2 separate regions of the Homo sapiens genome follow, and region 2 is linked to region 1. Evidence: chromatin contacts called from ENCODE Hi-C or POLR2A ChIA-PET data. All regions are on one chromosome and are shown on one strand. The core of a region is the stretch at or near the end of the contact, and the rest is flanking DNA. Distances in the headings are between cores, read along the strand shown.

Region 1 (3,178 bases), core at 499-2,998:
TCACAGTCACTGTCTTGAGACACATAGGTGGTCCATGGAAACATTTCCATGAGGGATTTCAGAGGGGAGAATGGGCAGACTGCAAAGCCTCGGTACTCTAATACCAGGCAAAAAGAAGAAAGGGAACAGGCATTTTAGTTTTCACATTGAAACAGAGTGTATGTGTATGGCCCTATGCAAATGTTGTTCCTGGTGAATATTCATCAATGTACTCATCACACATAGGTATATTTAGACAGAAAGGGGTCCTCATCACAGACACCCAAATTATGAGCACATTACTGCCTCCTCTCCCCTAGAGGTGCTTCTTCCAGCCTCCCCCATTGGAGGCCAGCACAAGACGGGCTCTCCAACCCAATATCTTCCCCTTCCCTCCTTCCTTTCTGCTCAGGTGGCTGAGTATACACATTGAACTCTTTTGTTTCAACTTCACGTGTATATAGGTTGGTGCAAAAGTAACTGTGGTGTTTTCCATTAAAAGCAATGTCAAGAACCGCAATTACTTTGGCACCAACCTAATATGTATGCAAGTACATTCTTTAACCTTTCCAACTCCCAGTCCAAGCCATCAGGCTAATTTCCGCGTGGAATTTGTGGTCACTGGTTTGCAGTCCTTTCATTTCTGGTGTGGTCAGAAGTCTCCTTCAGACTCTTCCCGATAAGTTGCCATTGGCTTTTTCATCACCTTTAGTACCTACCCACTTTTGCTGGGATAACACTACCCAAGATAAATTCAAAAAAATTGTCCTAAGTGTTAGTGTGTTTCTGTTTTGGTTGAAGTCTATTATTGCTATATGGTTTTCTACTGTTTCTACTTGATGGAAGACTATTAAGGGTTAAGTAGGCTGGCCTAGGAAGCTGACCACCATTTATAACATACTTTTGAGTGGGAAAATGCATTCAGAGGCCTGTAATCAATACTTAGGTGGACTTTGGGAATATAGTATTTATTTTATGAGTGACTAGAATATTGGTAGAACCATAGAAACTTTGAATGTGGAGCTGGAAAGCCTCCTCCTTCCCCCACTGAGATCAATTGATTAACAAGCTAGGTTGTAGAAACCAAGTGAAAGAGGCAAAAACTTGGCCAAGGGCATGTAGTCGGGGACTTCTGAAGATTCTGCTGGGCTGGGGGCAGGAAAGGGGTCACAGACGGTCTTAGGGTTGTCTCACTCAGCAACTCACTGTGTTGGCCTTGGGAAATGTAAGTCACTGTGTTGGGCTGTAATGGAAATATTGAGAAAGCAGCTCAGCTAGTGGCGTGGGGAGAGGTTGTCTAGTCCTCTGGCTTATCTGTAAATTCCTGGCATGTGCTTGTTGGAGCAGAATGAATGGGGCTGCTGTGTTTTACCTGCAGCTAGGAGCATGGCTGGAGTGGTGGAGACACTCCCTGTGGTCTGTTCTAAAAATAGCAGTGGGAACAGAGCTGAGGGGAAGAGGAGGGGGCTCCTTCGGGAGCTGGGTGGGGAGGCCTCACCCCCTTCCTCTTCCTGCCAGGCCCGATGTGAGGAAGTCCCATGGAGTCACATAATTCCATCTGGGAGAGTCCTGGAGCCATCAGCCCTCACACCCCCTCCTCATACAGGCGAGGAGGCCCTGGAGGCCCGGAGAGCAGAAAGCACTGGCTGGTGTCAAGCAAGCCCAGAGAGAAGGGCCCAGTTGGCAGGCTGTTTTTCCCTGGCTGTTTCAGCACAGTGGCTGCAGGCCTTGTGCTGAGGTTTGCTGTCACTGCCTTTGGGCGCACAGAGACTGGGAACTCCTGGGACCGGATGTGGTCAGGCTTCCTGAGAGTCGCCTGGCAGGCGAGGAGTCCCCAGCTGGCCCACCCTGAGCCCTGACCTCAGCCAGCCGGCTGTCCAGTGCCACACCTCCTCTTGCTGGTGTCCCCTCCCTTGCTGACTTGTCCTCCTTTCTTTGGACTGTCTGCAGGGAGGGAGGACAAGGGCCAGCCTAGATCTGGCCTGCAGGACAGAGGCCTCAGTGGCTCAGGACCTTTCCCTGCCCCTCCCCAGGAACAAGCAGAGGCAGCTGAGGTAGTAGCAGCCTCCTGCAGGTTTAGAGACAGACAGGCCAGGGTTCAAATCCTAGCTCTTCCTCTCACTAGCCATGGGATTACTGATGGGTCACAGAGCATCTGTAAAATGAGACAAGAACGCTGATTTCACTGGGGTCTTGTGAAGATCAAAGGGGATCTGTTGTAATGCCTGGCATGCAGTAGGTACTTAATAGTAGCTCTTGTTGCAAAACCAAGCAGTGAACATGTATCTGACTTTCTATAACCCCCTTCCTTGGGGCCTCCACTCATGAGGCATGGGAAGGTGTTTTTTTTCTTTGTTTGTTTGTTTGTTTGAATGCAGTTGACTTTTTTTTTGTTGTATTGTTGCAAAAGTAATCCATGTGATTGATGTTTATTATGAAGAAAACATTTAATACAGATGAACCAGGAGAAGAAAATGAAGTTCATCCTTAATCCCAGCACCCAGAGATAAACCACTGTTAACATTTTGGAATGTGTCCTGTCAGGCATTCGTTTATACACACATATATCTTATTTGCAAATTGGGGTTACTGGTGCAATTTTTCTAACCTGCTTTTTCTCCCCCATTTAACAGCGTAGTGTATCCATGTTTCCATTTCAATAAATATTCTTCTACAACATCATTTTCAGTGCCTGTGGAGTATTTCATTGTGTAGATGAAACGTGCTTTATTTAAGTAATCTTCAGTTGTTTATCATTCAGGTTGCTTGCAATTTTTCTTTGTTACAAAAATTTCAGATAAAAATCCTTGTACAGGAGGCTGAGATGGGAGATGGCTTGAGCCTGAGTTTGAGGTTACAGTGAGCTATGATTGCACCACTGCACTCCAGCAGTGAGACCCTGTCTCTGAATGAAAAAAAAATCCTCTTAGGTGTATCTTGGCATGCCCAGCATCCAGTTCAACACCTAGTACGCATTCGACTCTAAATAAATATTTGTTGGGCGCGGTGGCTCATGCCTGTAATCCCACCACTTTGGGAGGCCAAGGTGGGTGGATCGCTGAGGTCAGGAGTTCGAGACCAGTCTAGCCAACATGGTGAAACCCTGTCTCTACCAAAAAATACAAAATTAGCCAGGCATGGTGGCGCATGCCTGTAGTCCCAGCTACTGGGGAGGCTGAGGTGGGAGAATCGCTTGAAC
Region 2 (3,178 bases), core at 201-2,700, 93 kb before region 1:
TGGGGTCTAAGTTGCTCAGGCTAGTCTCAGACTCCTGGCCTCAAGCCATCCTCCTGCCTCAGCTGCTCAATGTGCTAGGATTACAGGTGTGAGCCACCATACCTGGCGTACTTAACATGTCATTTCTCGGTTGGTTTCTATTGATTTTCTCCTTATTATGGTTCATATTTTTTTCTGCTTCTTTGCCATACCTGTTCACTTTTTATTAGATACCAGATTTAACAAATTTTGCCTTTTTGGGTTCTAGATATTTTTATATTCTTACAAGTATTCTTTAGCTTGTTCTGGGATGCAGTTAAGTTACTTAGAAACAGTTTGATCCTAGCTGGGTGCGGTGCATGCCTGTAATCCCAGCACTTTGGGAGGCTGAGGTGGGTGGATCACTTGAGGTCAGGAGTTTGAGACCAGCCTGGCCAACATGGTGAAACCCTGTCTCTACTAAAAATACAAAACTTAGCCAGGTGGGGTGGTGCACACCTGTAGTCCCAGCTACTTAGCAGGCTGAGGCATAAGAATCACTTGAACCTGGGAGGTGGAGGTTGCAGTGAGCTGAGATCTTGCTACTGCACTCCATCCTGGGCGACAGAGCGAGACAGTATCAAAAAAACAAAACAAAACAAAACAAAACAAAAACCAAAATCAAAAACAGTTTGATCCTTTTGGGTCTTGCTTTTAAACTTTTTTTTTTTTTTTTTTTTTTAGATGGACAAGTACAGCATTTAATCTAGGGTTGATTATTCCCCACAACTGAGGGAAGACCCTTCTGAGTATTCTATCTAATACCTCCTAAGGAATTAGAAGGTCTTTCCACTCTGGTTGATGAGCTTAAGAACTATTCCTGGCCCTGTGTGAGCTTTAAAGATTGTTCCCTGTAATTCTTTGGTGGTTCTTTCCCCAGCCTTGGGATACTTTCCTCAAACCCATGAGCTCATTAGCACTTAGCTGAAGTTGTGAGTGGGGACTCTCTGGAGACCTCTGGGGCCCTCTCTTTGTGTGACTGTCTCCTCTCTGGTACTCTGCCTTGGAACTCTAGCTGCCTTGGCCTCCCGAACTTCTCAGTTCAGGGATTTGGAGTTGGCCTGAGTTCCCTCTCCCTTTTGGAAAGTCTCTCCCGGGAATAAGCTGGGCTGATCACAGGGCACAGCTTGTCTCTTTTCTGTTTCTCAGGGATCACTGTCCTTCGTTGCCTGATGTACAATATCTTAAAAACCATTGTTTCATATATTTTGTCCAGTCTTTTAGTTGTTTCAGGTGAAGGGAAAATCCAGTTCCTGTTATTCCATCTTGGCTGGAAACAGAAGTCTATATTGTTTTTTAATTTTGAAAAACTGAGGGCCTCTGGAATGTAGGATTATGCCAGGCCAAGTTGCTCATTATCAGGCCAGGAAAAGCAGCTCTTGAAGAGGCTGAAAGGGCTTCCAGCCTAACTGCGAGGGTGCTGAGTCATTCTAGCAGAGACCAGGCACTCTGCTTTTCTGGCTCTTATCAAGTCTTTAGCTTTTATCTTTGGACTCAACTTACTAGTTCACATTCCTTTGGTGGTGAAGGTTTGGTCTCTTCCACTTTGAAGCAGTATCTCTCCGCTTACACTTGAAATCTTGAATCTTTTACTTGGTTCTCTTTAGTCCCTGTTTGTGTATTTAGGTCACTAGAGGCTTCTACATCTGGGGCACATTAAAGTTCCTCAGTGGTATTTACAGCAACCAGCATCTGTTTCTGTAGAGAACAATTAACCCAAAGATACCACCTTGTTCTACCTTGAAGATGAATTACAGAGACACTTTTAAAAGGCAAATCCTTCATTTCAAGGGTGAATAAAATACCACTTAACAAAGCATTCCAGCTGGTTAAATTTAGGACATGAAAAAAACCTGACCCAAGAATATCGTCTGGCTTTGAGTCCAGGGTGTTTTTCCTTTTAGAGTAAATTTGGTACCTTTTCATTCATGTGAAGTTGTTGCCCCCCAGCATTTTATTCTGGGATGAAAGGTCAACAGGGACTGTCTTGTTGCTAAATCTAATGGACACTTCTCAGTTATTAAACCTACTGGACCTCTTAACAATATTTGACACTGTTGACTATTATTTCCTTCTTAATACATCCCCTGACTTTTCCTTCCCCTTTCAGGCCTTTCTTCCTCTGCCTGTTTTTTCAGTTGGTACTACTCTTGGTTCTGTCCTGAGCTTTCTCACATTAAACATTCCCTGTGGGCTGTCTTATGCATGCTCATGGCCTCACAGGGAATTCCTAAATCTATATTTCTAGCCTAAGTATTTTTTGCTGAGCTTCAGACCATTATGTTCAACTGTTCACTTGACATCTTCACTTGGATGGCACATGGGTCACCCAACCTTAGCAGGCTCACAGTTGAACTCATCCATTCTCCCCTCAGTTCAGCCCTGCCTCTCATGTTCTTCATTTCTGCAAAGGGCACTTCTAAACAATTTCTCAAGCCAGAATTCCTTGCATTCCATCTTCTACTCAATCACCATGGCCTGTTGATTCTATCTCTTTCCATCCCTATTGCCACTTCCCTAGTTTGGTCATTGTCATCTTTTACCTGGATGACCAGAAAAGACTTCTAAGAGCAATTTTTGCTTCCGACCCTCATGTCATGCAAACGCCTCCACCCCTAACCAATTTGTTTTTTTTTTTTTCGTATTCTAGCCAGAGCAATCTTTCTAAAATGTGAATTAAAGGCTGTTGGGATCTTGCTTAAAATATTTGACAACTGCTCTATGCTCTTAAAATAAAGCCCAATCTCCTTATAATAAAATATGCAGCCCTATATGATTTATTTATTTTTTTTTTGAGACAGAGTTTCGCTTTTGTCTTCCAGACTGGAGTACAATGCGATGATCTCAGCTCACTGCAACCTCTGCCTCCGGGTTCAAGCCATTCTCCTGCCTCAGCCTCCCGAGTAGCTGGGATTACAGGCATGCGCCACCACACTGGCTAATTTTGTATTTTAGTAGAGATGGGTTTCACCATGTTGGCCAGGCTGGTCTCAAACTCCTGAACTCAGGTGATCCACCTACCTCAGCCTCCCAAAGTGCTGGGATTACAGGCGTGAGTCACCGCGCCTGGCCGAGGCCCTGTATGATTTGGCCCCTGTTTACTTTCTTGCATATTACTGATTCCCTCACGTTCTAAGTTCCCTGCCACATTTCCCATTGT

The links. Hi-C counts contacts between places; a loop is a spot of excess contacts on that map. ChIA-PET counts read pairs that join two places held with the same protein, here RNA polymerase II (POLR2A). Pooled maps may share reads with other maps.
Region 2: a pooled map shows a loop between it and region 1 (3-fold over the local background). The contact joins two enhancer-like sites. A Hi-C loop is called at or near these places in 3 of 168 maps with a recorded cell type or tissue (cardiac septum and dorsolateral prefrontal cortex) and 7 of 50 pooled maps. POLR2A ChIA-PET finds 5 or more read pairs at or near these places in 7 of 52 experiments (AG04450, Caco-2, HepG2 and 4 more).

Annotation. Positions count from the first base shown.
Region 1 is chr9:113,547,108-113,550,285 of GRCh38, forward strand. All of the region lies in intron 17 of RGS3 (regulator of G protein signaling 3), which reads left to right. Among named protein-coding and RNA genes, the nearest start is that of RGS3, 85 kb to the left of the region's middle. Within about 2 kb of position 1,749, at least 29 of the 41 ENCODE cell types and tissues checked have a DNase peak (open chromatin) inside an H3K27ac peak, as active enhancers do.
Region 2 is chr9:113,454,006-113,457,183 of GRCh38, forward strand. It overlaps a transcript of RGS3 not described here. Among named protein-coding and RNA genes, the nearest start is that of RGS3, 8.1 kb to the right of the region's middle. Within about 2 kb of position 1,451, at least 22 of the 41 ENCODE cell types and tissues checked have a DNase peak (open chromatin) inside an H3K27ac peak, as active enhancers do.